2 separate regions of the Homo sapiens genome follow, and region 2 is linked to region 1. Evidence: chromatin loops called from intact Hi-C (ENCODE). Cell type or tissue: heart left ventricle. All regions are shown on one strand. Links, peaks and the distances in the headings refer to the core of each region. The heading gives the core; the rest is flanking DNA. Region 1 overlaps ISOC1 (isochorismatase domain containing 1). Region 2 overlaps CCDC192 (coiled-coil domain containing 192).

Evidence for each region. Hi-C counts contacts between places; a loop is a spot of excess contacts. Peaks named below come from ENCODE experiments on the same cell type or tissue, not always from the same donor. Only the 100,000 strongest peaks of a DNase experiment are listed, where the experiment ranks them.
Region 2: a loop joins it to region 1, with 7 times the contacts of the local background. A loop is called at or near these places in 2 of 110 quality-filtered maps.

The regions. Positions count from the first base shown.
Region 1 is chr5:129,099,110-129,116,039 of GRCh38, forward strand. ISOC1 (isochorismatase domain containing 1) reads left to right here. Exons shown (of 5, transcript NM_016048.2): 2 at 5,847-5,966; 3 at 6,076-6,279; 4 at 7,837-7,953; 5 at 13,746-14,919. The coding sequence ends at 13,892. Among named protein-coding and RNA genes, the nearest start is that of MIR4633, 9.9 kb to the left of the region's middle. In heart left ventricle, for the core only: no CTCF peak of the experiment used is centred there; no DNase peak of the experiment used is centred there.
Region 2 is chr5:127,877,263-127,894,192 of GRCh38, forward strand. All of the region lies in intron 6 of CCDC192 (coiled-coil domain containing 192), which reads left to right. Among named protein-coding and RNA genes, the nearest start is that of CCDC192, 180 kb to the left of the region's middle. In heart left ventricle, for the core only: no CTCF peak of the experiment used is centred there; no DNase peak of the experiment used is centred there; H3K27ac peaks cover 812 bases.

The DNA of each region.
Region 1 (16,930 bases), core at 1,875-9,874:
CCTAAAGCATTGTATCCTTTTTTGCTCCTTCTGAATACATTAGAGCTACCTATAAATAAACTGTGTTTGAGAGTAGGAGCTATGATCTGAATTTTGAATTTTTTTTCTTGCATTTAGCTAACCAAGGGAATCCCAATGTAGATTCAAATGTCATTGTGGTCCTGGGCTTGTCTAGCTTCACCTTCACCCCAGTCTGAGGCACAGTCTTAAGAAATCCTTCAGTCCTCACCCCTGGGGTGGGTGGAGACAGCTGGCGTCCCTTGGGGATTTAGAAAACTCATACCTTAACTGATAAGCTAGGGTTGTAACCTTATGCCAGTGACATCAATGTTCACAATAGGTGAATATGTTGTAAAAATAAGAGCCAATAAGTATTATTTCACAGCCTAAATTAAAAAGTCCCTGATCTGTTTTTCCAGGAACAATCTTGTCTTAGTGATTTGGTAAGGTCTTGGTAACATCTGGAAATCTACTTTATAAATCACTTTATGATTCACTTTCCTTATTCTGCATATTATGTTAACATAACAAGTTATGCAATGTTAGCATTCCTATAAATATATTTATAGGTTTCTAAAGGGATCTTAATTGTAAATATTTATCCTCATTAGAGGGTAAGTTTTTTAACATATGCTAAGTTTTAGAGTGTAGTGTTTAATATATGAGGGACATCAGAATAGCCTAATACATTTATTGATTGATTATATGAAGCCCATTTAATCCTTGAAATACCCCTATGATGTAGATACTATTTTTCTTGCTGTGTTACAGATAAGGAAATTGCATATGGAGATATTTACCTAAGTTCATGTAATCGAAATTAGTGAAATTGAGATTTGCACTCAGATTCTAATGCCTACTGAGGCTTGTGCTATAAAGGGGATCTTTGTAACCTGGGGGAGTCACATCACAGACCTCTGTTGTAAGTGAGTTGACATTGGAGCCAGGCCTTACTATAGCTGTGGTCATCGGATTTCCTCAGAAACACTTGGGAGTGAAATAACGATGCCCCAGGTCCCCTTCCAGACTTTCTCCCAAACAGATCATGCCTATTTTGTGACTCTAATTGACTACCAAATTTTTTAAACATCGCATTTACAGTTTCAAATTTTAATTATTCCAAATCCCTATAGTAATTTGCTATGGGCTGGGTGATGTGAAAAGTCTTTTGAGTATGAAATCTAAGGTCAAATCCCAGCTATGACAATTCTTAAGAAAGTAGACAAAATATTTATACTTGAATCTGATCTCTTAAACTCTTGCTTGAGGAAGCCATTGGCTATGATCAACTTTTTATATTTAAATATATATATATTTGTATATGTATCATGTGCAAATGTGTGTGTAGGACTATGTGTAGGCATATAGATATACGAAGGTGTGTGGATACATATATTTATATGTGATTTGTTTATATTCCTTAAATATGCATAGATCTGTAATTGCTATGCTTTTACTCCTGGTGACATTTGGTCCAGTCCACTTTTAATTTGCTGAGGCAGGACTGGCTGTCTTACAGTTGCAACATGTAAATGTTTGGCTACTGGCGATATTTTTTAATTACCTTAAAGATTTTGGTTTAAGAGAACTTCATGAGTCAAAGTAAGAAATTTCCGAAATTTAGAGAGTTGTATGATTTTAACAGCCTGTTGGAATTCATGTGGATTTGGGGTGAGGATTTGGGAGGATTGGTTGGACATGATTAAAGTTTTTCAGTATGTTTTTGGTAGCCACAAAAGTTCCTTTCTGTTTGTAAGGTATAGACGTTATTCCCCCAAATATCATAGCATAGGGAGGCCATTAAAAAAAAAAAACTAACTTTTTATTTTAGAATAGCTTTAGATTTACAATAAAGTTGTAAAGATAGTACAGAGAGTTCCTATATTCCTGTACCCAGATTCCCTATTGTTTTTGTTTGTTTGTTTGTTTGTTTGTTTGTGAGACAGGGTCTTGCTCTGTTGCCCAGGCTGGACTGTAGCCTCGACCTCCCGTTCTCAGAGGATCTTCCCACCTCAGCCTCCTGAGGAGCTGGGCCACCAAGCTCAGCTAATCAAAAAAAAAAAAAAAAAAAAAAAAAAAAAAAATATATATATATATATGGTTGGGTTGGGTGTAGTGGTTCACACCTGTAATCCCAGCACTTTGGGAGGCCAAGGCAGGCAGATCCCTTGAGCCCAGGAATTCAAGACCAGCCTGGGCAACATGGTGAAACCCCATCTCTATTAGCAGTACCAAAATTAGCCGGGTGCAGTGGTGCACGCCTGTAATCCCGGCTACTTGGGAGGCTGAGGCACAAGAATCGCTTGAACCAGAAGGTGGAGGTTGCAATGAGTCGAGATCACGCCACTGCACTCCAGCCTGGGCGACAGAGTGAGACTCTGTCTCAAAAAAATATGTTTTGTAGAGACAAGGTCTCACTGTGTTGCCTAGGCTGCTCTTGCAATCCTGGGCTTAAGTGATCCTCCCACCTTGGCCTCCGAAGTGCTGGGATTACCAGCATGAGCCACCATGCCCAGCTGGATTCCCTAACATTAACATTTGATATTCCTGCAGTACATTTGTCACAACCAAAGAACCAACATTGGTACGTTACTATTAACTAAACCACACTTTATTCATATTTCACTAGCTTTTCCCTAATGTCCTTTTTCTGTTCCAAAATCCAAACTAGGATACCAATTACATTTTGTTGTCTTGTCTCCTTTGGCTCCTCTAGTCTATAGCAGTTTCTCAACTTTGTTTTTAATGACCTTGACAGTTTTGAGGAGCACTGGTCAGATATTTTGGTAGAATGTCCCTCAATTTTGATTCATTTGATGTTTTTCTCATTGTTGGATCGGGGTTGTGAAATTTCAAGAGGAAGGTCACAAGGGTCATTCTCATTACATCATATCAAAGGTACATGTTATTAACATGATGTCATTAATGACATTAATCTTGATCACCTGGCTGAGACACAGTCGTCAGGTCTCTCCATTGTAAAGTTACTCTTCCCCCTCTATACTCTCCTCATAAGAAGCAGAGTACTAAGTGCAGCCACATTCAAGAGGATGTTGGGAGTTAAACACCTTACATAGATACTCTCCACATCATATTCAACAGCATGTGGAGAATGTCTATGAAAGGTAGGGTATTTTTTATTCAGTAAATTGTAACCTGTACTCTGCTTTAAAAACATGCCTTGCCACTGTATTCTCTATGGTTTCTTTGTTTACTGAGTTTGTGGATGGTAAGTTCCTATACTAGAGAGATTTCCCAGGGCAGTGAGGATTTTAGGGCTGTATTTTTGACCTCCTCAATGTGTGTCTAATATGACACATCTGATGCAGTCCCCTGTCCAGAACCCATAGCTAAAATGAAGGGCAGGAAACACCAGCTAGCAAGAACTGGAGACCACAACTCTGGATATTAGGATTCCTGGGTAGGTAAGGATTTATTCTTTTAAACACCTCAACTTAAAAATATCTTGACCATTTTATAATGTAGTCCTTCTGAAATATATAATTTAACAGTTTTCTTAATGAGTGTGCTGGAATGATGTTTTCCTAATTTATAAGTTAGAACAGCTTTTTACTCTTCCACTGGAGGTCTAGACTGTAGCATTATTTGAGTTTTGATCTGTTTTTATTGTATTTTGAATCTTTTCTCTGTCAGCCATCATTTCTTGCTGCTATCAGTTTGCCTGCCTCCAGCAGTTTCCTTTCTGATTTGCTGTTTATAGCCTTCTGTTAATTTAGAATCCAGACAATGAAACTTGTTAGGAATGTATACAGAGGTAGTCAATACAGTATAAAATAGGATCTGAGAGCTGGAATTCTAAGCAAGTGTAAGCTCTAAGCATGTTAGTGAATGGCCTCCACCACATTTACGCAACTGCCCAGGAATTTTATTTTTCAAATTTTTTTTTGTTTTTGCTGGTTCTCACCTGTTGTGAAACGGTGAGACTGGCTTACTTGCATTATGGTTATTTCAGTAGGCCTGCTGCAGGCAAACTGCTTTATGTAGTGTGCCCTAAACACATTGTGGATGCCTACGAGTCCATGATTCAAATTTATAAAAATGTAGATATTGAGCCTTTTGAGTCAATATTTGATGTTTACAGAGAATTTAGTGATTGGTTTTTAAAATAGTATCCTAAATGCACAAAAATTAGCCTTCCCAGCAATGCATTTATATTTGTATATAAGATCCTAGTCACTGCTTTTGAAAATGACCAAAGCAGAGGCATAATACTTGCATTTAAAATTAAGCAAAGAAACAGCCAAAGCTAGAACATATAATATGCTTGAGAATTTATTTTAATCATGCTTTATTGGAAAAGTAGGAAAACCCTATACATAGAGTAAGAATTACAGATGGCTCTCACATTCTAACATGAATTTGGTATTGGATTGTGCATAGCTAGTTAATACACATCTATAGAGTCAGTACCAGAGGGAGATTAAAGTGCCAGGGTACTTCAGACCAGGACATAGATAAAACAAAGTGCAAACCAATTAGAACAGTTATATCATTAAGGATTAAAGATTTCTTAATGGTTAATTTAATTCATGTAGTAATTGTTTCCAGAGAGTCAACCCCTGCAGAGATACTAAGGAGAGTCTAAGGCTGTGTTGGTGGTGAAGCCACACCATGTAATCCAGACACAGACTCCTTTAGAATATTATTAATAATAGTTATCTGTAGGTGGTTTTAGGGGAAACAAAGTAGGATAATTAGAGGGATGATTTAAGGGAGCGGCTAGTAAGGGTATTGATAATGGTTCATTCAGGACCAGAACACATCCTTTACAGTACTTCCTGCAATTTGCAAAAGAAAGAAAAGCACCTCAGACTTTTAAGAATCCAGTGAGAGTAAATTCTCATATTTAATGGTGATTTTTGCTTTTTGGTGGATCCATATTGGGCCCAAATTGTTATAGACCAACTACAGCAGCTAATATGAGGTTTGGTAATCTAATATCCACTTTTCATCTTAATTCATTGACTTTCCTTATCGTGATAACTATAGTTTAAGAATGGAGATGTCAAATATAGGTCTCTTCCTTGTGAAGTAAACGACAGTTCATTTAACAGCAGTGGTGTGCTTGGTATCATTTCGTTGCATTTTGTTTGAACTCTAAAAATTATTCTTGAGAATAGCATTTTCATATTTCTGTCTTGATGATAGCAGTAATTCTGGATTTGCTTCTGTCTGTTTTTTGTTTTTAGTTTTTATGTTCCTGCTACAGATATTTTAAGTTTTACTTTTTATACTTACAAGCAGCAACATCAGATTTTTTTTCTATTGTAACACTTTTTCTGATTATAAAGAAATTTCTTTAAATAACATTCAGGAAATGTGTTTAAATAACACTTGGAAAATATAGGAATGGTATAAAAAAAGAAATTACCAACACCCCAATTATATAACCACTTGTTAATATTGTAATGTACTACTACTTTTATTCATATTTTTACATTATTGAAATACTATTGAACTGCACTTTTTAAAAATTAACATTATGAGTATTTTTCCATGGATGGTATGAATTCTTTGAAGACATATACATATGTTTTTTAATTGGCTAAAAAATGTTTTGTCATGTGAATGTGTTAAAATGTGTTATATCATATCTGTATTGTTGGCTGGTTCATTTCTAATTTCCGCTATTAAAAGCAATTCAGAGAACATCTTTTTGAGTTTTTTTTTTTCCTGTAATTCAGATACTTTTTTTGGATAATAGCGGTAGAAATTGACTTACTGGCTCAAACAATAGGACCATTTTTCTTCCTTTATTGACCTCCACTGAAAATAAATGTCATTGTACAACAAGTGCTAAATCATTCTTTTTCTTTTTTCCTCAGCTCACTACCCTGGGAAATCTTACACCTTCAAGCACTGTGTTTTTCTGCTGTGATATGCAGGAAAGGTTCAGACCAGCCATCAAGTATTTTGGGGATATTATTAGCGTGGGACAGAGATTGGTATGCTTGTTTACTTATTTGGTCATATTTGCTGAATCATCATATACACTCATATATACACATATATGTATATAGCTAATTGTTTTTGTGTTTGGTTATTTTTTTTCAGTTGCAAGGGGCCCGGATTTTAGGAATTCCTGTTATTGTAACAGAACAATACCCTAAAGGTCTTGGGAGCACGGTTCAAGAAATTGATTTAACAGGTGTAAAACTGGTACTTCCAAAGACCAAGTTTTCAATGGTATTACCAGAAGTAGAAGCGGCATTAGCAGAGATTCCCGGAGTCAGGAGTGTTGTATTATTTGGAGTAGAAGTAAGTACCTGTTACTATCATTTAGGCACAATATTATTTATAGAAAACTCAATATTTGTGGAATGTAATTTCATATATGGTATGCCAGGTAGGCAGTAATAATGAGGAAAGGTAGCCACCATGTATTATGTTCACTATTTGCATGGCACTGATCTGAACATTTTATAGCTGTTTATTTATTAAGTCCCTTAAGCCAAGTAAGAGCTAAATACTCAGTAGTCTCCCCATATTAAAGAGGATACTAAAATACCGAGATGTTGTGTAACTGACTTGAATGTATGTAAGCTGATTGATTCTTGGTCCTGTATTTTTAACTACTACTTTTGGAATACATTTTCACCAAAGGCATTATTTTAATGTATGTGTTGTAGGATTTCAGTTAGGTCATATTTTTGTGCTAGAAGAACCTTGGAGGTCATGTAGTTCATTGTCCTTCAAATCATGTATGTATCTTTTTACAGGGGAAAAATACTAATGGATTCCTATTGCTGATTTCAATTGATTTATTCCTAGCTTTTAAACAACTATTAAACTAAAATTTTAAAAATTAAGAAAAAACCACTAAAACAATGAAATCAAAATATTAATTTAATGTGATTATGACAATTTGAAGGTAACTTTTATAGTAGTAGGTTTTAACAGTAGAAAGATATTTCCTCAGGCTTAGATGTATATTCAATATTTCTGTATTTTGGCACAGTAAAGAAGAAGCCTGTTTTGTATAAATATGTCGTACCAAGTGCTGTTGCTGGCTTTGCACCTTTTTTGCTTGTTCATCATCATTAGACCTTATGCTCAATCACAATTATCTTTGAGTGGTCCTTCAATGCTAATTTTAATGAGGTGTCATTTGATAATTCTCCAAAACGCTCTTGTCATGTGAAGATAAAGTTGACGTGGCATCATTGAAATGTACTTTCATTGGTTGTAATACATGATTCAGTCATTGTTGCAGCCTGTTTTCACTCTATAGTATCTGTTAATGAATTGACACAAGTTAGTACTTACAAAGATGGAATCTGTATAATACATTTGCGGATGATATGAACTGGGTATTTTTTTCCCGTGTCATAAGTTATTTTTCACTTGGCCTACCTTTACTACAGAGTGCCTCATAATGACTCAGTTTTCCCACTAAGTTCTCAGTCTGCAAGACTGAAGACTCATTCTTCATGTTGGACACTTAGGGTGAATGAAGAAAAAAACTCAAAGTCGCACCAAAACTGAGTGCTAGTAAATCAGCTATGTGAAGGTCATCCAGATCACATGGAGCAAAATCTTTAACAAATTCTTGTAAAACTCTAAGAATATGTTTAAGGTTCTTAGTATCAGAAACATTGGCCTAATTCAGTTCCTGATTTTACAAATGAATAAACCAAAGCCAGAGATACTGTTTTATGCTCCAGATTATCTAGCTAATTAGAAGCAAAACTAGATGTAGAACAAGGTCCTTAGATGATCTGTAGTGCTCTGTCTGCTTTATCATGTTGTTGTACATTTGTAAACTACTTTTAGTTTATTATGTTATTACATATGATTCTTGTACTTTCCTACTAGACTCATGTGTGCATCCAACAAACTGCCCTGGAGCTAGTTGGCCGAGGAGTCGAGGTTCACATTGTTGCTGATGCCACCTCATCAAGAAGCATGATGGACAGGATGTTTGCCCTCGAGGTAATTGTCCTGCTTGGGAATAGATCATTTGTCAAGTTTTCCAAATAAATGAGAAGAATACTGGATATTTAACAGTAATGAAAGGTTTACCTCCTAAATTTGAGTTGGTCTGGCAATATCAGACTAATTGATTTCAACTGTGCACTGACTGACCCTTAAGGCTTCACCACCATATCCTATTTTATGTCTCGTTTCCTCCTTAGATCAAGGTTTCTAGCGTTGCCACAAACTCCTTTACATCTTTCGTCATACGTTTGCCCTAGTTTTATACGTGAACTAGGAGATATTCCAAGAAGCCTAACCTAAACTGTTTAGAGGTTTGCAAATTAAAAATAGCTCAGTTGGGTTTAACTCATTTAGCCAAAAGCTAGAGCAGAGCAGGCCTAACCCAGTTTAATATATAGTGGACCTTCTGTATCCACAGATAGAAAATATCAGAAATAAAAAGCAATAAAAAATAACATCACAACAATAAAAATAAAAATAGAATGATAGGGCAGAATAACATCTATTTACATAGCATTTACATTGTATTGGGTATTATAAGTAATATAGAGATGATTTAATGTATATAGGATATGCATAGATTATATACAAATACTATGCTGTTTTATATCAGGGACTTGAGCATCCATGGATTTTGGTATGGGGTGGGGTGGCATCCAGGAACCAGAGATGACTATTAGATTTCCTCAGACTTGAATTTCTGGGACTAAGTGGTGTGTCATTGACTGTGGACACCACTCACATCCAGTGTTTCATGGTAGTCTTGGCATTAGAATGTCACCATGTCCCATGGAATCAGGGAGTCTGTAATTCTCTGTCAACATTGCCCAACAGTAGGATGTCAAGCATTTTCTTTTTCAAGACTGTTAAAAAGCAAACTACCACATAATCTTGGGAAATATTCACTCCATATTGTCGTTTGATCTCTCTCTCTCTCATATTTAGTTCTAATTTTGTAATAATTTTAGAGCAATGTGCATGTGAATTTAATTGCTGAGTTCTTTAACTGTTTATTGAGAATGGGAAATACATGGGTTTGTTTTGTTGAGACCCTCCAGTGTTCTATGCACAGTCTGGCCTGTGAACTGCCTTGTCTGTAGTAGGAATGCTAACTCATCCCTTTAGCCTACTGTGTTCCCCAGGGTGGTAAGGTAGAGCAAATGAGAAAGGGGAGGGCCTTATCAGAGGAAAGAAGGGATGAGTACAGGGCCACAGGGTGGTGGGAAGCAGGCAGGTAGCTGGCCACAGCAGGTGTTTTAGGGTCCTTATTGGCTCTCCCTTCTCTGTTATTGCTGAAGCAGAATCCTATACTGAGATTACAAATAGAAATTATTTATTTTGTTTAGCTATTTTCAAGTCCATTAGGCTATTAGATTATCTGGTAGTTAGGTACTAAGTATTGCTGCTTCTTCCAATCTCAACAAAGACCTTTAATCCATTTCTTTTTTTTTTTTTTGAGAGATGGAGTCTTGCTTTGTCGCCCAGGCTGGAAGTGCAGTGGCACAATCTTGGCTCATCTGCAACCTCCACTTCCTGGGTTCAAGCAGTTCTCCCTGTCTCAGCCTCCCGAGTAGCTGGGATTGTAGGTGCCTGCCACTGCACCCGGCTAATTTTTGTATTTTTAGTAGAGATGGGGTTTTGCCATGTTGGCCAGGCTGGTCTCGAACTCCTGACCTCAGGTGATTTACTTGCCTCGGCCTCCCAAGGTGCTGGGATTACAGGTGTGAACCACTGTGCCCGGTCAGACCTTTAATCTATTCTTATAGTCATGAGTTAATCAATTCCTACTTTTCAGGTTTTCCTGGTAACCTGAGTTTAAATACTTCATTGTCAGGTCCTCACCACCTCAGCCAGCAGCTCTTTCAGCCACTGTGGATAAACCTTTATTGTAATGCTGAGGTCCAGAACTTTGGAAATAAAAAATGAAAAACACAAAACAAACTTCCTTGCTTGTAAAAAAGGACTTTTTTCAAGGACTTTTCTCCTACATTCATATTTTCTTAGATATGTCTTTGTTATGGCAACTTAATGACAAAATTTTGATTGGCAATTCTGTCTTTGCACAAGACTCAAGATTAAAAACAATTCCCATCTGAACCATTCTTTTTAGAGGCAATCTGTAATCTCTCGGATTAGGAATCCACACAATGTGGGGATAATGTGGGTTTGAAGGCAGGTTCTGGTGTTTTGTAAATTTGTGACTTTGAGCAAGTTGTGTAATCTCTATGCCTCAGATTTCTCATTGGTGAAATGGAAATGATAATAGCAACAAGATCATAGGATTTTTGTGAGAATGGAATGAGATAATATATTGATAGCAGTTAGGACAGTGCATGACATAGTAAATACTCAGATGTTAGCTGCTGCTTTTTTTGTTGTTACTGATTGTTGTCTTCACGTGGTTAGTCACCAGAAATGTGTAAGTATATAACCTCTAAGACCCAGAAGGGACTAGTTCTTGGAAGTTCTGAGAAGGGAGGGAAAGAATCTGTTGTCTGGGGTGGATTTGGAAGGGCCTGGAGCACCAACATTGCCTGGGGTTAAAGTGTTGAGGTTGAAAGGGAAAACCGATCATAGATAAGTCAGGTGGTGATTGATAGGGAACACCTGCCATATTGCAGATTTTTTTCCTTTTAGTCTTGATTTGATACGGAGGCGATATACCTTGTTCCTAAATTTGAGGAAGGGGGCAATGTTAAGTGTTCTGGTTTGTTTCCATAAGTGTGAAAGTTAAAATACCATTGTGGTCCTCTCCCCTTCCTCTCTATTCCTGTAGAACATAACTACTGAAGATAATTCCCAAGACTAGCTATATTGCCTGTTAAGATTATTTTAAGATTCATAGTTTGCATTATTGAAACTTCACTGTACCAGGGTCTGTGGCATGTGCTTTATTCAAGAAATGTTTTCTGGGTATTTGTCATCTGAAAGACATTACTCCTTTCAATTAACAATTGTAGAGTGCATGAAGAATAAGAGAATAAAATCCTCTCTTGACCTTGATGTCCTTGTACTTCCGGGGAGTTTTAGTGTTGCTTGGAAATCTAATGGGTTTAGTCTTTTTCCCCCCTCTCTGAGGCTTTCATGACTTAGTGCACATGCATTTTTTAGGTTTGTGGGTCAGAGCAATCCTTCTTTTCCTTTGGCCTAGTTGGATTAGTTTTGCAAGTGTAAGGGGAGAACTTCAGAAGTCTAATGCACATGTACCTGTGTGCATTAAATGGCTGGAGTTTTAACTGCCCCTTTTTAAGCCAGGAGAGAAAGTGGACTTGGGACCAGCATTGTCAGGATGGTGGGCAGGGACTTGCTAGGTATGTCTGGAAAGCTCCTGCTGTTCTTTCTCTGCTCAGGCACGTTCTTTGGTTGGGAAAGGGCAGGCATTGTGGGAATGGCTAAGAGCCAGATTGAAAACCATTGCATTTGCTAAGCTACACCTTTCCCTAACACAGGTTCCTGGCTAGATGATTTTAAAACCCAGTCAGTGTTGGCCACATTTCAATCTTGAAGCAAAGTGATAGTGTATGGGTGTCACTTTCCTAAAATGTATTTCTGTGATGTACACTTCCCACTCTGCCCCTGCTATGGCCACCTGAGTCTCAGCATCACTGAGGCTTGTTAGGCTCAGGTCAGTAGAGCACTAGGGAGTGCTGGGCATTGTAGACAGGCTTCTTGTAGCGTCACCAGATTCCTTCCTTAGACCTGGGAACAGATTTATCTTTCCTGTCTCACTAAGGAACTGGGGAGATTATCGAGAACTAACCTTTATTGGCACATTGGAGTATACAGTGTAAAGCACTCTCACAGACATTGAAAGCCTGTGATTTAGTCCTTGATTCAGACTGAATCATTGCAAGTCCATTGATTCAACAGTGAGCAGTAAGGAAGGCAGGGCTGAGCAGGGCAGGCAGCTGGTGATGGGGAGAGCTGGACATGAATGACTTGACATTCAGTGCTGTTTTCACACAACTGGACTGCAGCTTATCATATTTATTATCTGCCTTTCTGTCTGAAGCAAGCACACGATCTTTTCATATTTTTGAATGGTTTTGATATGATTAATCAGCTGACTATAAAGCAAGGAGGAGGAAATTAGGGCTTCCAGAAGTCTTAAAAAAATACTCAGAGATAACTCACCCCTGGTGTGTGTCTGAGCTTATGGCCTTACTCCAGGCCCCCAACCCCCCCATAAATAGCTGCTGTTTTTGTTTTGTTTTATTTTGTTTTTTTTAAAAAATTGCTGCAAAGTTCTGGTTAGCTGCTCTGCACCCTTTTCTGTACTGGTCATTAAGGTCCAAGCTTGCTTTCTGACAAGTAGGTTATGGCTTATACTCCCTTATACTTCATTACGGATAAAAATAAAGAGTCTGCCAGTGGAAAGGTTCAGTCTGCTGATGTACAGCCATTGAAGGAAGACTGACTTACACTCTGCAAGGATATTTTGGCTATGCAAGGGCTTCCTGGGTTTTTGCCTCTGACTTACCTAGGAATTGTTTCCAACCACTTCCTCTTTCATGCTTTTTACATATATGCTTTTTGTGATAACAGTTTGTGTCTTTTTTTTCCCTGGGATTTCTGATAACACATAAATCCAGAGAATGAATCTGTGCTATAGAATTCTTCTATTTTCCTCCTTTCCTCTCTCTACCCTTTACCCCCGACTTTCTGTTCTTTGCTCTCTTCCTTCCCTTCTTTCCCCTTTGCCTTCTCCTTTCTGTCTCTCTTTTCCTCCTTGAGCTTTCTGTCCTTAGTATTATGATTCCACTGGGGCAGTTTGGCAAGGATATTCTTTGACCTGTCAGTGAAACTTTACACAACCTTGAATTTTACACTCTTGTTTAGTGGTATTAAAATGTTCATGATGGCAGCAGTAGTGGTGGTTCTCTTATCATCCAGGGAGTCTCCTGACACAGAGAGAGCTCTTTTAGCACCAGTCATTTCTAGACAAGGGAACTGTTAATTATAGGAAGGACTCATATGCTATAGGTCAGATGTTTGGGTGCAGTAAAAAGAAATTAAGAACCATCATTTTAATTCTTATAGTAGTTTTAATCCAATTAAACAATTTATATGAAATTTGATAGTAAATTACTAATGTAATGTTCTAGCAGCTACAATTATATCTGTAGTACAGCTAATGGAGCTTTAAAATATTACGCTCCCCTCGATTTTTAAAACATGAAGAGCTACAAAATGCCAGGGGTGCCAGGCATAAGTATTAATATGCATCACGATCTCATGTATTATCAGTTAAACTACAGAGGGGGAAAAGTGGACAGAGGCACCTTTTAAAAAATCTCAGTAGTAGAAATAGAAATAAAAGTTTAATAAATTTAGAAGTCACAAGCAGCCCTCATTTGAGTCAATGAATGAGTAAGACATGAAGCACAAACCTGCCAGGAGTGTTCAGGAAATAGCAGCAACTAAATGTCCAGATGTTCAGTGATGGGCACGTAGTAACAACCATTCCTTTTCTCTCTCTCATCTCATGTTTTACAGTCATTTGCCTTGATGACTTTCCTGTTCTGGGCACATATATGTCATAACTTTGGCTACCTGTTCCCTTTTACTCGTTCTACTCCATTTTACTAATATTAAGAATAATCATATTGACTTTGTGGTATGCCTGGTCTTGAAATCCATCCCCATCACTGAACTTGATGGTATGGCTGGGAACCACGGTTTCAGTAGAGGACACTAATTATTGCATCCCAGCATAGTGTTACTCTTCTGAAATAGTGTTCATTCTCATGCTTATTTCTTGATTTGCCTTTATCTTTTTGTTCAAGCGTCTCGCTCGAACCGGGATCATAGTGACCACGAGTGAGGCTGTTCTGCTTCAGCTGGTAGCTGATAAGGACCATCCAAAATTCAAGGAAATTCAGAATCTAATTAAGGCGAGTGCTCCAGAGTCGGGTCTGCTTTCCAAAGTATAGGACATTTGAAGAACTGGTATGCTACTCACTGGTGAAGGACAGTCAGGTGAAGGACTGTAAGCCCACACAAGCTCTTCTTATCTCTACTAGAATTAAAATGTTAAGTCAAAAACGGCTCCTTTTTTGCGCCTCCTAGTGAAACTTAACCAGCTAGACCATTTGAGTACCAGCATTTAGTTACAAACGTCAAAGGCTTCCGGTGCTGCTTACCTTCCTTTTTTGTTAATGTGCTTTTATTTATTAAAAAAAATTACAATGAAGATGCCTGTTTTGTCTCTACTGTGTACTCTGATCGTATCTTTCCAAAGTGCAGACTCTTGTGAAGTTTTCTTAAATTGTTCACTTTAAAGAAAATGACGTACCAACAATGATTTGGCTTTTATATTACTGTAAGATGTTATAATGTTAATGTGGATGTAGTGCTTTTACTTTACAGATTGATTGGAATAAGATTATTGCATATGAATTTACCCACAGGACTCTGAATCATGTTACCCACTCCCCTCACAATGTTGTCCACTTAGTGAGTTGCATTGATCTATCCGTACCAAATGATGTTGAATAATTACATATCTTTCTTGACTATACTGATTTCTTATTTTGGTCACTATTACTAAATCTCTGTTAATATTCTCTCTTTTAACTGAAAAGGGATGGGATAGAAGGGTTTGCAATGCCATATTATTGGTGGAGGGCTGTTTTAACATCTTTGAAGTATGGCTTGCTGAATATCTTTACCAACATCTTGAATATATATTCTAGTGTCCACAAGATTTAGCAAAAAGATAAAGCTTGGGTGGAATATCATTTTAAAATGTTCATGTTCTGTTCTATATTTTCTTCACCTACTCTCCAAATATTGTAATGCAAAAAGTCTCAGTAATGATTTGGTAGTATTAATTTTGTGGTCATTGTTTCTCTTCGATAAATTTATTTTCATTAAATACTTGTTAGAGGGTTTTGAAATGTTTTTCAAATATGTGAAATGTGAAACTGCTGTCTTTTATATTAAAGTAATTAAAGAAAATGTATTGTGATTGAAATTATTTTGTCCTCCACAAGATGGCTCTATGAGTATTCTTCCAGGGATTCTAATATTTATTTAAGGTAATAAAATCTTGACATTTATAATCTTTCAACTCATGGGAGTTTTCAAAGAAGGAAAATCCTTTGTACGTAGGGGCAGATGGATTTTACTAAAGGGTGAAAGGCCTTCTTCATTAAGAGCAGATTTTTTTTATTTTTCCTATTGGCAGTGGTAACAAATAGCAACCTGGTGTGTTTAAATACTTTTTTCCAACCATTTGTGTGTCAAAAAAGAAGAATCAAAGATTTCTGCACCTTTAAAAAGTTTTTATTAAATTTAACCTAGTGCTTCTCAAACTTTAATATGAATGCAAATTATTTGAGGATCTTGTTAAAATGCTGATGCTGACTCAGTAGGTCTGTTGTGCAGCCTGAGGTGACATTTTGCATTTCCAAGGTGACATTTCGCATTTCCAAAAATTGGGCATTTTCCACCAGTGCTGTTCAGAAAGGACCATATTTGAAATAGCGAGAATTTAACTCCAGACAACTGTTTTCCTCCACTGCACCCAAACCTTTCAGGGCTCAGTGAAATACCAGTACAGTGAAGCCTTTTCACAGGTGAAACTAATTCTGTGACGTCAGCTTCGTTTCCCCTGCCTTCCATAACAAACTATTATACCACAAACAGTGTCGTAAAACAACGGCACAAGTGTATTCTCGCAGTTCTGTAGGTTAGAATTCTGAAATGAGTCTTAGTGGGCTAAGATCAAGGTATCAGCAGGGCCGTGTTCTTTTCCGGAGGCTGTACGGAAGAAACTGTTTCCTTGCTGCTCTGTGCTTCTAGCATTCACCCATGTTTTTTTTTTGTTTTTTTTTTTTTTGGTTTTTTTTTTGGCTTTTTTGACCCCATTTCTACCTCTTCTAAGCCAATGAAGGTGTATCTGTTTTTTCTTATGTCACATCTGTCTGACTCACTCTTCTGTCTTTCTCATTCTGACTTAAGAGCTCATGTGCTTTAAGGTCATCTGATCAGAACCTTATTCCATCTGCAACCTAAGTTTTCTTTTGCTGTGTAACAACATATTCACAGGTTCCAGGGTTTACAACATTAACATCTCTGGTGGCCACTCTGTATAACACAGACACCGCCATGTGATTTAGTATTTTATTTCATTTTGTCATTTGTCATATTTCCATCTTTCCTGCTATATTATAAGCTCTCTGGAAGCAGAGACCGTGAATTATATATAGTCATTCTGGAAACATTTTGAAAACCCACTAAGTTCTAAACATTGTGCTTTGTGCTTAGGATAAAAAGATGCCCCTAGGAAACTTATGCTATGGCACAAAATCAGATACAATTCTCAGTAAATGTGAATTGAATTAAATTATATCAGAGGTCCAGGAATGTCAATATAATACTAAAGTTCAGAATAACTGTGAATTCTGCCTTCTCTCTTTTTTTGTACATCATGCCAAGCAGGTCACTGACAAGGCTTTATTATTACAAGAAAACCAAATTGATTATAATACATTATGCCTTAAAATTGGAAGCATCTGTAACTTTGTAGGATAATGAAATTCTTTCAACTGATGTAAATAGAGAACTTGACTACATAAGCAAAAGAGTAGTCATTGTGTTGAATTGCAAGGGTATGGGAGCAGGAGCAAGAGGATTCACTTATTGAAATGCTAAAACATCTGTAGAAACTTATTCTAAAATTAAAAGTGATAACTTATTCCAATCAGGAAACAAAATATCCTGTTACATCCGTTAAAGTAATACATTTCTCAACGTGGAATATATTCCCTCTCTAAAAGTTGATGTTTGTGTAAATATGACTTTAGAACTGGGTGGAACTATAAAGATCATGATCTCAAAGGTCCATTTCAGCTCCCAAATTCTAAAATGGTTTTATTTTACAGACACAGTTAGTGAGGCCCAGAAATAAATGACTTTTCCAAAGTTGCACAGCAGGATGAGAACTGAGGTTACTTAATTCCCTGTC
Region 2 (16,930 bases), core at 4,324-12,323, 1.2 Mb before region 1:
TACTGAGGGACTAGAACTCTAATGGCTTGGGATAGGGAAGAAAACATTAAATCTTACCCTTTTTTTGCCCATTATTCTCTTTATTTTTGTGGATTTTTTTTTTAAACTACCTGTATAGAAAAACATGGGTATTTATGAACAGATGCAAATTTAAAATTTAAATAAAGCCAGTCATTGTAAGATCCATTATGGATCAAAACAGTGATTTTCTTTTGGAGCTACATGTTGCTTCTCTTATTTGGTGGGGAAACTAAGTCAGTCGACTGACATCTAGCACTAAGATCCTAAATCAAATATTTGCACATTCTTGCTCTTCCACAGGCCCCTTGCAGCCTCACCCACATTCAATAGTCCGGGAGGTTGTCAAGGCCATTGTTGTCCCAGAATAATATTAACTGGCATTCTCAGAAATCTGGTCACCTTGGCCTCTGAATTCACTTCAGAATAAAGTGTGAAAAGATGTCCAGTAACTTTAATACACAATGACCCCTATTTAATCACAGGACAATGAGGGCTGGCCCACCCCCCCACACACATATTTCTGGACCTAGAACACCACCACTCCCCTGATTATCTTGTAAAATGTTTGTTTTGGGTTCTCAGACCTCTGTTTGCAAATGAAAGATGCTCCAGTCATAACAGCTTAAGGAGAAAGGGTGATTTACCGGCACATGTAAACAAACCAAGAGAGAGCATTGCACTAGCCTTGGAGTAAGATGGATTCCAGTCTAAAGTACCATCAGGAAACACTGTGTCACTCATCTCTGCTTCTCTCTAAAGATGGATTCCAGTCTAAAGTACCATCAGGAAACGGTGTCACTCACCTCTGCTTCTCTCTGCATTGAGACTTGATTCTCTCAGGCTAGACTTCAGAAGAGAATGGAAATATGGCCACAAGCAGCTATGGGCTGCCCTCCTTATCATATAATCTCCAGGGAAGAAAGAAAGCATTTTTCCACTAACTCTAGTTGGAAAGTGCAAGAAAGAACTCAGTCCTAGCTTAGGTTGGGTACCCATCTGTGGATATGAACCAATCTTTGTGGCCAGGGCTGAGGAAATAAGGTTGAACAAACTGTGGTCATGTCCCCACCACTGGGTGGCAGGGTAGAGGGAGTAAATGTGGGGAAGGAGAATGCTCCAGCTGGCAGCTCCTACGAAAAGCACAGAGCTGGATTAGGAGAAATCCACTTTCTTAAAGGAATATCTCATTACTGGAAAGGAGTGATAGGCAAAACCAATATCTCCTAGCCAGGCATGGTGATGCATCCCTGTAATCCCAGCTACTTGGGAGGCTGAGGCATGAGAATTGCTTGAACCTGGGAGGCAGAGGTTGCAGTGAGCTGAGATCGTGCCACTGCACTCCAGTCTTGGTGAAAGAGCAAGACTCTGTCTCAAAAAATAAAATGAAATTGCCTTGGCGATGCGGGCTCTTTTTTGGTTCCATATGAACTTTAAAGTAGTTTTTTCCAATTCTGTGAAGAAAGTCATTGGTAGCTTGATGGGGATGGCATTGAATCTGTAAATTACCTTGGGCAGTATGGCCATTTTCATGATATTGATTCTTCCTACCCATGAGCATGGAATGTTCTTCCATTTGTTTGTATCCTCTTTTATTTCCTTGAGCAGTGGTTTGTAGTTCTCCTTGAAGAGGTCCTTCACATCCCTTGTAAGTAGGATTCCTAGGTATTTTATTCTCTTTGAAGCAATTGTGAATGGGAGTTCACTCATGATTTGGCTCTCTGTTTGTCTGTTGTTGGTGTATAAGAATGCTTGTGATTTTTGTACATTGATTTTGTATCCTGAGACTTTGCTGAAGTTGCTTATCAGCTTAAGGAGATTTTGGGCTGAGACAATGGGGTTTTCTAGAGCAATCCTAAGCCAAAAGAACAAAGCTGGAGGCATCACACTACCTGACTTCAAACTATACTACAAGGCTACAGTAACCAAAACAGCATGGTACTGGTACCAAAACAGAGATATAGATCAATGGAACAGAACAGAGCCCTCAGAAGTAACACCGCATATCTACAACTATCTGATCTTTGACAAACCTGAGAAAAACAAGCAATGGGGAAAGGATTCCCTATTTAATAAATGGTGCTGGGAAAACTGGCTAGCCATATGTAGAAAGCTGAAACTGGATCCCTTCCTTACACCTTATACAAAAATCAATTCAAGATGGATTAAAGACTTAAACATTAGACCTAAAACCATAAAAACCCTAGAAGAAAACCTAGGCATTACCATTCAGGACATAGGCACGGGCAAGGACTTCATGTCTAAAACACCAAAAGCAATGGCAACAAAAGACAAAATTGACAAATGGGATCTAATTAAACTAAAGAGCTTCTGCACAGCAAAAGAAACTACCATCAGAGTGAACAGGCAACCTACAAAATGGGAGAAAATTTTCGCAACCTACTCATCTGACAAAGGGCTAATATCCAGAATCTACAATGAACTCAAACAAATTTACAAGAAAAAAACAAACAACCCCATCAAAAAGTGGGCGAAGGACATGAACAGACACTTCTCAAAAGAAGACATTTATGCAGCCAAAAAACACATGAAAAAATGCTCATCATCACTGGCCATCAGAGAAATGCAAATCAAAACCACAATGAGATACCATCTCACACCAGTTAGAATGGCTATCATTAAAAAGTCAGGAAACAACAGGTGCTGGAGAGGATGTGGAGAAATAGGAACACATTTACACTGTTGGTGGGACTGTAAACTAGTTCAACCATTGTGGAAGTCAGTGTGGCGATTCCTCAGGGATCTAGAACTGGAAATACCATCCCATTACTGGGTATATACCCAGCCATCCCATTACTGGGTATATACCCAAAGGACTATAAATCATGCTGCTATAAAGACACATGCACACGTATGTTTATTGCGGCATTATTCACAATAGCAAAGACTTGGAACCAACCCAAATGTTCAACAATGATAGACTGGATTAAGAAAATGTGGCACATATACACCATGGAATACTATGCAGCCATAAAAAGTGATGAGTTCATGTCCTTTGTAGGGACATGGATGAAATTGGAAACCATCATTCTCAGTAAACTATCCCAAGAACAAAAAACCAAACACTGCATATTCTCACTCATAGGTGGGAATTGAACAATGAGATCACATGGACACAGGAAGGGGAATATCACACTCTGGGGACTGTGGTGGGGTGGGGGGAGGGGGGAGGGATAGCACTGGGAGATATACCTAATGCTAGATGACGAGTTAGTGGGTGCAGCGCACCAGCATGGCACATGTATACATATGTAACTAACCTGCACAATGTGCACATGTACCCTAAAACTTAAAGTATAATAAAATAAATAAATAAATAAAATGAAAATAAATTAAAAAAAAAACAAAACATCTCCAATACACCTTCAGCTGGTGGTCAAGTTAAAATATAGTATAGGCCAGGCACGGTGGCTCACACCTGTAATCCCAGCACTTTGGGAGGCAGAGGTGGATGGATCGCCTGAGATCAGGAGTTCGAGACCAGCCTGGCTAAAATGGGGAAACCCTATCTCTACCAAAAATACAAAAACTAGCTGGATATGGTGGTGGGCACCTGTAATCCCAGCTACTCCAGAGGCTGAGGCAGGAGAATCACTTGAACCTAGGAGGCAGAGGTTGCAGTGAGCCGAGATTGCACCACTGCACTCCAGCCTGGGTGACAGAGTGAGATTCGAGCTCAAAAAATAAAATAAAATATAGATACATACATACAGTGTAATACTTAATGAGCAACCCATACCATGGGTATTTGTACTTTAAAAGTCGATTCTTCTCAATGAACAAAAGACCTTCATGATCTAAGAAATAAATCTCCAGTGGTATAATTTCAGACCCCATAATAAATATTTCAGACCCCATGATAAATAGAGAGTGAACCACTTTGGAAAAGGAGTCCCCTTCTAGCCTTCAGTAAGTGATACATGGTCACCTACTCTGAAGGCTTGCTTTGTTGTAACAATTATATGGCAAGAAGGGGAAAAAAGTGTTGATTCTAAGTGACATTTGTTACCTAGATTAATATTCAGCTATTTCTCTGTTATAGTTACAAACTGATGCTTACAGTTCTAACAAGCAGATTAATGAAATGTTTCCAAATAAATTAGAACTCCTTTTTACCTCTGTGTGATTTTTCCTTGCTTGGTTCATTTTCTAAGCAGTCTATAGGTCATTCAGGTCTGTCATTCAGGTCTTCTGATCAGAGGGATCAGAGGGATGTTCCAAAATATTAGGAATATTTTTAGGCATATTCATATTCAAATTAATGAAACAGTGTGCTACCAAACTTCTTTCTTTTTAAAAACATAAACACAGTAAACTATTTCATTGGCAGTGTGCTTAAATTACCTCCAAGGAAATAAACGATTTAAGTCGATGGAAAGTTCAGCTGAAAAGAAAAGCCCCTTTATTACAAAACTGGCACAGCAGGAAACTTACTTACAGCCTGAGTGTTGTTTGTTGATTTTACTTTGTTCAAATAATCACAACCCAAGGCGGATTCCTTCCATCATTTCCACACCTGAAATGCTTACAGCTCTATTTAGCAGAACTCAGTAAAACACCTATTGTATCCCTTCAAAGCTTGAGTCCACCTTTTGGTACACTTCAGTATGCAGGAACCTAAGGTTAAATTTTAAAACAATCCTTGTGACCGGTTGTGGTGGCTCACACCTGTAATCCCAGCACTTTGGGAGGCCAAGGTGTCTAGCCTACACATGCATGTCCCCATTATCCCAATGAAAGTCCTGGCAACTCTAAAGTTACCTCTTTGTTTTACTCCCATTAAGGAGGTACTCCTCAGGTAGTGCTGGTACATTCCAGGGTAGACTTATCCAAGACTCAATGTCTGAATCGAGCCAGCTACACTTTTGAGGGGAAGCCTGTAATGGGATTGACATTTTAGTGATTTTTCAGTGACACATAACTTTTTAAACACTACACAACTTATCCCATTTATTTTAAGTATCAAACTATTGCTATCCTACATTCTTGAGAAAGTCCGGAAATATATTTCTTTGCCGACACCCCAGAGCCAATTCTCATTAATATTTTAAAGTGTATCTTTTATCATGATGCCCACCCCTAGGCACTCAGCTCAAACCTCTCTCTTGCAATATTCTTTTTACCTCTCCACCTGTGAAATTCCTCAGGATCAAAGTTCCTATGGCAACTAGGTGTTAGGAAAAGAGGGATTTGGAGGTGATAAAAATGTTCTGGAATTAGATATAGCAATAGTTGCACGGTATTTTTAATATAGTAAAGCCATTGAACTGTACACTTTAAAACGGTTAACGTGGTGAAATTTATGTTATGTGAACTTTATCTCCATTAGAAAATAAAAAAACAGTGATTAAAGCAATCCTCACTAACACTGACTAACAACCCTGTCAAGTGTAAGTGTATTTTAAAGAAAGTGCGTTGGGCCTAAATAAAATCTTGAGTTGGCAGCATTCCAAGCATTTAGAGAGAGGTCATGTTAATATTTATTGGAATAAGACTAGGCGTGAATAGTTGTCCACTTGGGTGTAGGTCTGTTGAACAATGTCACCTTTTCCTCTTCTAATTTCTCCCAGCCTAGCTCTTTCAAAGCTGTTATTCCCCAGACTAGCAACCAATTATTTGACCAAGAGTTCTACAGGTAACCTTCTTTCACCACTGAAAACAGATATTTGTTTTACCAGTCTACCTAGGGTTTTCTAAGAAAGTAACTAGTCTGGTCTTGGAATTTCACTGTTTGAGATGCTGGGACTTCGTCAAAAACCACTGCTCACCATCATCAGACTTTATGGAGCTCAGGTTGATATGTAGTCAAAAGCACAGTGTTTTTGCACTCTGCTCCCTACTCTCTACTATGTCCAAGGGTGCTATTGCCTTGACAGAAAATGACAAGAACTTATGAAAACAAAAGGCAGAGATGTCTCCCCCACAGGAATCATTATCCCACCATTTGCAGGAAGGAATTTACTTTTACAGCACTACCACTGAACTTTCAGATACAGAAGCTATACCAAGATGGGATATTTTACATTTAGACCAATACACACCAGCAATTAACAGTGGGAAAAAATAAGAGAGCATAGGAGTGATCAGTTAAAGGTGTACTTTCTAAATATGATAAATTCCTAAGGAGTTTTGATATTTGCCTTACAGAAATAGCTCATATTTAACTAAAAAGTTAAATGTTAAAAAATCTATAGGTCTCATTCAGAGATTGCCTGTTAGTTATCTCTTCCTTTGTCCACTGAAAGTATTTTCCTGAAATAGAGCCACTATATCCCTAAACCAAAATCTTCTTCCTGATTTCAGAACTTCCCGCAAGGATAAGCATCTGTTTCAGGAGTCCCTGCAGAGCTTAGAGATTTATTGCACAGAAGATCTCAGGAAATGTTACTTCTTCCAGCTGGAGGCTGTGGCCTAATTCAATATGTACAAATTTAGTGTGATTGTGATTTTCAAAATGTCATTTTAGAGACCTGTAGGCTTAAATAGCACTGACGTAAAAACTAAGCATTGATCAGGACTTTGTTGGTTGCAAGTGACAGAAACCAAAATGAAACTAGTTGAAGCAGGAAAGGGATGTATGAGCCGCTCAGGCTGGTAAGGAGGCTGAACCGCGGGCTTTCTAGACTCCTCCGATGGCCCCTCCTTGCCTATTGACCCCACGTGGACTACTGCAGGCACAGAAAGGGAAAGGGTCCCTTGGCTGTCCAGGCTTAACAGTCTATAGTGAACATTTGTTGTTTCTACTCAGAACCACTTCCCCGTTCTTTCAGTAACAGAGGCATGATTTCTGTTACTGAAAGAAGAGGCTGAGGCAGGAGGATCACAAGGTCAGGAGATCCAGACCATCCTAGCTAACACGGTGAAACCCTGCCTCTACTAAAAATACAAAAAATTAGCCAGGCGTGGTGGCGGGCGCCTGTAGTCCCAGCTACTCGGGAGGCTGAGGCAGAAGAATGGCGTGAACCCGGGAGGCGGAGCTTGCAGTGAGGCGAGATTGTGCCACTGAACTCCAGCCTGGGCGACAGAGCAAGACTCCGTCTCAAAAAAAAAAAAAAAAAAAAAAAAAAAGAAGAGGGAAGAGACTGCATCTCAAAAAAAAAAAAATACAGAAAGCTATCTTATATCATTACCATATATTCTTTTTTTTCCTTAGGTAGTTAGCACTGGCTTATGGTACTTGCAATCAAGGAACATTAATTCACACCCAACTCCAGGTAACAGAGCTTCCACAGTCTACAAGGAAATCTCAGAGAAGGAATTTGATTTCCCTGCTCATACCACTTTCTAACTCCTTAGATCAATTACTGCGGCCAAGGCAATGGGATATTATCCTGGACCACACCTGAGTCATGTGCCAGATGTGAAGGGCTAGGGAGTGTTATCAGATAAAAGAAGATGGGGAAGCTTTCTGGATAGAAGACAAAATACACCTCTCACTGTGCCTTCTAACCTGTTTTAGTTAAACCTTATAAACTTGGAGAAGACAACCATCCACTGTTTTATCTTGTCAGGAAAGTACAACATTTCTCTTCTTTTTTCTCCCTATCATTTTTACACTACTTATTTAGGTCCTTCCTTTGCGAGAGGTCTGGAAATCTATTTATTTTGTAATTAACAAAGGGCAAAAAGATCTACCCTGAAATTTTTGGTTGGGGTCCAGTGTTTTCTAACTACACCAGCTGTGGGAATTCAATGATGTCAAGGTCCCCTCCCTCCTTTGTTTATAAGACTAATTTTGGAATTATACCATTATCAGGAAATGGTGTTCCCTTCCTTCTGTCCATTCCTTAGGAATGGTACTTTTTGTTTGTTTGTTTAAAAAAAAAAAGTCTTCTTCCCTCTGTATCCAGAGAGGTTGGATGAAGGGCAAGCACCAGCTAAATGTCAGACAAAGCACAAGGGAATTGGAGCTTGATCAATTTCAAAGGTTTCGTTCTTAGCTACAGAGACTGCTCTGATTACCTGAAGGGCATGTACTGCTTGGGAATGCTGCTAAATAGCTCAGACTGGAGCTGGGGAGGAAGATACTTCCTTCCAGGATATTTGCAGAACAGTCTTGGGCACTCCTTTGTCAAACATCAGCAGATGGACATCAATTTGTCAACATAAGCTGAATTGGAGACTTTGGGGTTGCAAACAATTGGCAGCCAGCTGTCAGTAGTGGAGCAGCTGTCCCTGGTATAAACCACTTGTTGACAAAGCAGAAAAAGTGAATGGTATTCTCTCCTGTAGCTCCCCAGAAACCTCACTATTATTTTATTTAGTAACTCAGTGTTTCCTTATAGGAGGTTAAGGATAGAGATTAGCTACATTGGTCATATGAATACATTTGGAGGAAAGAGTAGATACTTCTAGGGAGCTTGAGCTTATCAAATCAAATTTAGAAAGGATGCACAAAACCAAATCCTGCTGGACAAGCAGGAGACTTCTGTATGAAGGCACAGCATTTATTTCTGGCCAGTGGGATAATGTTATATGTATCTAATATGTATATTAGATATATACCTCTGTGCATTATGGTAATCTATGTGTATATGGTAATTTACTATGGTATTCTAAAGATACACTGGCTTGGACCAGATTACCCTACTATGCCTCTAAATTCCTCAATTAAATAAAGCCATAATTTGATATTTGCCAAAGAACATATGATTAAAAAGAAGAAATGTAAGAGGAACAGCATTCATTGCTCCTTAGTTGCCTCGTATGCAGTTGGATCCCAGAAAAAGTGTATTATTAACTCAGGCAAGCATAAGAAACAGGTCTGGCAAGACTGAAAATGTTACTGCTCTTCTGCACGTGCTTTTCTTAATCCCAGAAACTGTGGCTATAAATGTCCCCGACTCCCCAGTTTTCCACTAAGACCTGGAAGTCCTGCCATGCCAAGCTATCATCTGAATCTGGGCACACCAATAGAGCATCTGCTCCATAAAGATGGTCAAGACATGTTCCGGGGCTACTTTTTTCCCTGGCTTTCCTGGTAAATAAGGAAGGAGCCCCATTCCTATTCTAGAGAACTTTGAATAGAACTTGGCAAACAAAGGAAGGAGGAGCCCTCAGTCACAGACTGAACTTGTATTATTATACAGTTGACCCTTGAACAACATAGGTTTGCATTGTGCTGGTCCACTTATACCCAGATTTCCTTCTGCCTCTGCCACCCCTGAGATGACAAGACCACCCCTCCTCTTCCTCGTCCTCCTCAGATGCTGAGGATGAAGATCTTGGATCCATTTATCTACTTAATGGATACTAAATATGTTTTCTCTTCCTTATGATTTTCTGAATAACATTTTCTTTTCTCTAGATGACTGTGTTATAAGAATACAGTATATGATACATATAACACATAAAATTTGTGTTAACCAGCTGTTTATATTATCAGTAAAGCTTCTAGTCAACAGCAGGCTATTAGTAGTTCAGTTCAGTTTTGGGGGTGTCAAAAGTTGTATGTGAATTTTTAACTGTGCAGGAGGTCAGAAACCTTAACCCCTGTGTTGTTCAAGGGTCAATGGTAAATTGATTGATTGTAACTCAAAAAGGTAGATTGCTGAGGCCAAGGAAATGAAAGGATGCAAAGAGAAATGGCAAGAGAAATAGATGTATGCTTCAGGAATGAAAGAAAACAAGAATTGTTACCAGTCTTCAAAGGCAGAACAAGTACTTACAAGACAGATCAAGGGGATAAAACTTAGCTCTATAGAATCTCTATGTTATAATCTATATTATCTTAACTCTTAAAAAGGCTGGGTGTGGTGGCTCACACCTGTAATCCCAGCACTTTGGGAGGCCGAGGCAGGCTGATCACTTGAGGTAGGGAGTTTGAGACCAGCCTGGCCAACAGGGGGAAACCCTGTCTCTACCAAAAAATACAAAATTTAACTGGGTGTGGTGGTGCATGCATGTAATCCCAGCTACTCTGGAGGCTGAGGCATGAGGATCACTTGAACCCAGGAGGTGGAGGTTGCAGTGAGCCGAGATCGTGCCACTGCACTCCAGCCTGGGTAACAGAGAGAGACTCTGTCTCAAAAAAAAAAAAAAAAAAAAATCCCCAAATGTATAAGGCAATAGGATGGCAAAATTCTTTATCACACTAGGCTGTCTATAATAGGATTCTGACTTCAGGGAAATGTGTCATCCTCTAAGTTGACTCACAATACATCAACCTATTTGAAAAACAATGCCTTCCAGTCCCTTTATCCCAGCTGACCAGAACAATTTTGATGGCTCTTCAGAGTAAATAGGTTTTTGTAACTTTGGATGACTGCCAAAACCTCTGGAAAATTTCTGACAATATGTAGTTAATTTTTATTTCATTTTTGTAAGGTTTTGCCACAACCAGACATTATTCATTTTCATTTTAAATTATGTGTAACATTAATTAATTCATAATTTTTATTAACTATTTTTTTTTTTTTTTGAGACAGAGTTTTGCTCTGTCACCCAGGCTGGAGTGCAGTGGCACGATCTCGGCTCACTGCAAGCTCCACCTCCTGGGTTCATGCCATTCTCCTGCCTCAGCCTCCCAAGTAGCTGGGACTACAGGCGCTCACCACCATGCCCGACTAATTTTTTGTATATTTAGTAGAGACAGGGTTTCACCATGTTGGCCAGGATGGTCTTGATCTCTTGACCTCGTGATCCACCCGCCTCGGCCTCCCAAAGTGCTGGGATTACAGGCACGAGCCAGCGCGCCCAACCTTATTTACTATTTTTTAAAGATTAACAAGCTTTCAACATGAGAACTCCTTTAAAATACATATTTTTAATTTTCAATTTTTAATACCTTATATATGTATTGTGATCGTATTGTTAGATCTAAAAGTCAGGACAGCCGGGTGCAGTGGCTCCCGCCTGTAATCCCAGCACGTTGGGAGGCCAAGGTACATAGATCACTTGAAGTCAGGGGTTCGAAACCAGCCTGGCAAACATGGTGAAACCCCACCTCTACTAAAAATACAAAAATTAGCCAGTCATGGTGGTTGGTGCCTGTAGTCCCAGCTACTCAGGAGGCTGAGGCAGGAGAATCACTTGAACCTGGGAGGCAGTGGTTGCAATGAGCCGAGATTGCGCCACTGCACTCCAGCCTTGACAACAAAGTGAGACTCTGGCTCAAACAAACAAAAAAAAAAGTCAGGACATCTCTTGACATAAATTCTCACGTATAAATTTACATTCATACTCAAAGATATTTGAAATCAGGACCATGCTCCTGAATACTAGATCTAGTATCACTATACTTCTAATTCATATAGGATTGCAGGAGAAAATGGAAATGCCACGTTTATTTAACTGTTCTCATTTATGGATGTTAACCACTAAGTGTCATGTAGTCATAGAAGCAAAAGTTAGAATTGAACATACTAATTTTTAATAGAATGTACTTAACTCCACAAATCTAAGACACTGTCAAAGAAATTGAGGGAAATACACAGCTGACTACTCTGAATGTGAGAATCAGTGCCTAGTTTTATTAACTGTGGCAGAAGAAGACAGTATTTAAACCAGACCTTATATAATCCATCTATCTTGATGCTATAAACAAAATTTCCAGATACAAGGGGCTAATCTTTTCTTTTTCATAGCCATAACTTTTCCTTGTAAGTCCCAAGAGAGAGTCAATAATTGAATTTCAGAAAAGATGACCTTCTTTTGAGGTTGTTTTTGATCTGAAGCCAAAGGGAGGTAATTTATTTAGCAGAAGCTGTGGGTTCTAAACAAAGATACATATGTGGAAATAATGGCAAACAAAATAAAGTACCTTAATTTATTCATCAATAAAGCACTACCAAGATGCTAAGAATTCACATCAGAATAAATGCTCATGGGAATGGAAACTGGTTTGAGGTTTTCTTTTTTCCTTTTTCATGAGCACATGCTGCTGAACGCTTTTACTTCTATTATATAAAAAAGCTTTCATCCTTTGAAAACATTCCTGAAGAAAACTGATAGATCTACAAGTCTTCTGTTGCCTCAATTATATCAGCTTTCCTTTTGGTTAATTTAATCTAAGGCAATAAATAAGTAAATACTCTTATCCCTTTTAAATGACTGATTTCTCATGCATATTTCTTTTTTTTTCCTTTTCTTTTCTTTTCTTTCTTTCTTTTTTTTTTTTTGAGACAGAGTCTTGCACTGTCCCCAGGCTGGAGTGCAGTGGCACCATCTCGGCTCACTGCAACCTCTGCCTGCCAGGTTCAAGGAATTCTCCTGCCTCAGCCTCCCCAGTAGCTGGGCTTACAGGAGCTCGCCACCACGCCCTGCTAATTTTTGAATTTTCAGTAGAGATGAGGTTTTACCATGTTGACCAGGCTGGTCTTGAACTCCTGACCTCAGGTGATCCACCCACCTCAGCCTCCCAAAGTGCTGGGATTACAGGTGTGAGCCACCATGCCCAACCTCTATTCTACTCTTTAAATTGATTGGCCTCCCTACCCCAGTTGGCACGCTGGGCCAGCACCTGGCCCCTGTATTGGCATGCCTATCCCTTCAGCCACTTTGAACCTGTCCATTCTGCACACCTCTTTCTGAACTCTTCCTGACCTCCTCTGGCCATGCCACTGGTCAACAGTTTTATAAATTTTTTTTTTTTTTGGATCCAATATTCAAGGTAACTTTTCTGGTTCTTACTGCATTCCTTAACTAATCAATATGTCCCCTGATGGATGTTTGCTTCCATCTGTTTTAGGTAATACCTTGCCCAATTCTGGTCTAGTGCTTAGCATTGTCTCCTATGTGGTCTGATGTTCCCACCAAATGGATCTGGATCTCACAGATGCGAAGATCTCTTGTCCATGTATGGTGGCTCACACTTGTAATCCCAGCACTGTGGTAGGCCAAGCTGGAGGATGGCTAGAGCCCAAGAGTTTGAGACCAGACTAGGCAGGATAGTGAGACCCCATTTCTACAAAAATTTTTTTAAAAAAATAGCTGGGTGTAGTGGTGCATGCTTGTAGTTTCAGCTACTCAGGAGGCTGAAATGGGAGGATCACTTGAGCCTGGGTGGTCGAGGCTACAGTGAGATGTCATTTTGTGACTTTCCCAGTTGCTCCTGTAGATAAGCATCACTATTGTAAAACCTAAGATTGGTGTTTTGAGATGCCACTACACTCCAGCCTGGTCAACAGAATGGCAGTGAGAGACCCTGTATTTAAAAAAAAAAAAAAAAAGGCTTAGGAATTTAACCTTCATTGGTCTGGCTCAAGTCCACTGTTGCTTACCTTCATCTAGCCATCTAGAGCTTCGTTATCTAATCTCTGGTCCTTCACAGATAGTCTCATAATTTCTTTTCTTTAACCAACTCAGTGCTTTACACTTAAGACAGGTTAATTATGTAGGAAGACAGTTTTGGGAACATCATTTTCAGTCAAAAATTCTTTCATGGATTCCCATTGCCTGTGAAATAAAATTAACATATTTTAGCCTGACATTCAGGGCCCTCTATGAACTGGCCTCAACACTTATTTCTAGATTTATTTCTTAAAACTTTCTTTCTTATACTCATATTCCCTGTCTCCATCATTTGCCCGACAAAACATCTGGTGGAAGCTATCTATCTCTGTTCTCCACTGCTACCTGGTTGGTTTCACTTTGTTTGCATGGTTATAGATCTCAGATGAACACATAATTTTGCTCAGCAAAGCAGCCATGTTTTTTTCCCCATAGATTGCTTTCTCACTATTCTGTACCCTCACACTTCTCTTCAAACTTCTCTCTTCATCCCCTCTATGTACACCCAGGAGAATGACCTTGCTTGTTTGTTTGTTTTGAGACAGAGTCTTGCTCTGTCGCCCAGGCTGGAGTGCAGTGGCGCAATCTCGGCTCACTGCAACCTCAGCCTCCCGGGTTCAAGCAGTTCTCCTTGTCTCAGCCTCCAGAGTAGCTGGGATTACAGGTGCCTGCCACCGCTCCTGGCTAATTTTTGTATTTTTTAGTAGAGACAGGGTTTTGCCATGTTGGCCGGGCTGGTCTTGAACTCCTGACCTCAGGTGATCCGCCTGCCTTGGCCTCCCAAAGTGCTAGGATTACAGGTGTGCACCACTGTGCCCAGCCGAAAATGACCTTACTTATGACTCATTGAGAGTACACAAGCCATCCGTGAGGGATTCTTATCTTTCATCTTTCCACTACCAAATCTAAATTCTTGCTTCTTCACTTGTTTTCTCCTGATTGCTTTTTGTTAGAGTGGAAGAAGGGTCCCTCCTCCCATTTAAGGTCTCTCGTTCCACCTAGTGCTCCACACTCATCATTCTCATCTTTCCAGTGATGTACTTATTTGCCTCATCTCATGCATGCATCATATACTTCTCTTTACTAGCTCATTACTATCTGCATAGGAACATGTTGGTATTTCACATCTCTGTAAAAACTTCCTTTGATGCCTCATTTCTCAGTCTCTTTGTCCCACTCTCACCTTGGAATAAGGTCAACATATTGAAAAGATTATCTCCACACACTATCTTCACTTCTTCACCTCCCTCTCATTTGCTGTTTAATCCACCACATTCTGGTTCTTTCTACTCCATCTAGATGATGGTATTCAACTGATAGTGCTTTTATGTATGGCATTTACTATCTTTTAGGTTACCTAACAATTTTTGTCCATTTCTTCCCATTGGACCACAAGCTCTTCGAGGGTATATATTACATCTTCAGCATATTTGTATCCTCCCACATTACCCAGTACTGCTGCCTTGCATAAAGACAGGCAGAAGTACTGTCTTTTTTTTATCAGAGTACTATTGGGTTTTTATCAGAGTACTATTAACAGGAATGGAAATGAAAGATGTTGCGCAAATTACTAAGTCTAAAAAAAGCCAAGAAGCTATAAAGAATGTTGGTTACAATAATTATCATTTGAAGATTGTTATGTGCTTATGTCATAATCAAATTGTAAATTATCTGATGCTATCATATACTTGGAGCAGTGGAGAAAGCCCTAAAATTAGAGACTAAACATCATAGAAACACATGATTTCAAAAGAAAAGGTAGACAATCCTGAGATAATTAAGGTGCTGTTGTTTGTTGTTTTGTTACCATGTAATTCTGATTACATGACAAAGATTAACTCCTGGATGGAACTAGCAGAACAGAAAAATACAGATGTAGTTATTTCTAAATTTATAGAGAAATTGGTTTAGTATCTAAGATGCTGACATTAGTTGAGCTGTAGTGTGGATTCAAAATGCCTTTAAAAAATCTAAAATGAACTCAAAATATGTTTCCATTATAATCAGAAGTGCATATGTACATTTCAGGTATGTAGGTGATGTGGAAGAAATTTTAAATTTTATCTTTGTGAGCTCTAGTAGTTCACTTGGCAACTGGCAGTGCAGTCCTCTGACATCATTTTCTCATTGTTGACTAGTTTTATGAAGATGTGGCATTGTTCTAGAGAGAAATTGAATAATTATGAATTTAAATAAAGTACTCAGAAATCTGTGTTATAGTTGGCCAAATGTGCAAATAAAGATTTTATTTTATTTTTAAATGCAAGAGCTGGTTAAATAGAAACACATAGCTCAGGGTTAGGAAGAGAAACAGTGTAGAGTAGGTTTGTATGAAAATAAAAGAACAGAGAAAATAATGCTCTCCATTGTCTCGAGTGACACAGAATTGGCAGTAATCCAAATACCGCAAGAGACAAGATTAATATTAAGTATATCTGTCAACATCCTGTTTGAAAATCTCAGCCAGGATCGGAGATATCTGAAAACATCCAAAGGGGGTTTCGCCTAAGAATGAGTCATAGTCTCCATAGCAGAAAGCCCTAAAATATCAGTATCGGGTGTTAGAAGTCAAGCAGACCTTAGCGATAATCTTGTCCACTCCCATGTTTTACAGATGAGAAAACTGGGGTCCAGACAACCCTCTCTCCACCCAGCTACACTGGCAGGCACCAGGAAGTAATGAACAGAATATGGATTTGGAACTACACAGAATTAGGACCAGATCCCAGCTCAGTCACTCAGACAAGTCCCTTACTATCTCTGAGCCTCAATTTCCTCAACTTTAATATGAGAATCAAAATAGCTACTTTGCAAGGTGGTTGTAAGATTGGGAGCAATGCACATATAAAGCATCTGACACACAGAGAATCAACAAATGCTAGGTCTTATTGCCCATAGTCCTGGGATTAGTAAAACAGAACAAGGACACCCACTGCAGTCCAAGTGTGTTCTCACTATACCTTTAGAGATCTCCAGTCCGTAGACCTCTTCCAAAAAGAGGGGAAGGGGAGGAGTTATTACACTCTTCTATAAACACGTAGGCTTTTGATAATCTGGAAATATCAAATGAGCCAGTATCATATAAAATGCCAACTGGAACTTACTAACTTGTCCAGAACATCAACATGACAAAGGATAGTTTAACATAAGGGACAGAAATCTGATAAACATTTATAAATACAGCCCAACAAAACCTTTCTGAATTGAATCTTTCACACTTAAGTATGTGTGGGGACGGGGTGTCAATGTTGCATATATATATACCAAACCAGGCTTTGTAAGTTACACAATGGCCTATTTTTAAAAATTCAGCAATAATGCATTAATTTTTCTAACATTTAAGACAGACCTCCTGTATCTAAAATAAAAGTTGAAATTAAAGAAAAAAAAATTTCATTCCAAATTAAAACTAAACTTTGGGAAAAAAAATCCAAACCTTTAAAGATGGAATGAATTATAGCAAAAAGATAAAGGAAAATTGCTTAAGCCTTTGCGGTTTGTAAAAGAGTTGAGACAAAGCTGAAATGTTTATTTGTTCTAATTACCTATCTCCATTGCAGGTGTATATGACATGGAAATACAGGCCCTACTACTTAAAGGATAGACTTAATGACTCGTGGGCATTCTGATTGCTCGGATACTTTAGTCCTATCTAATTTTT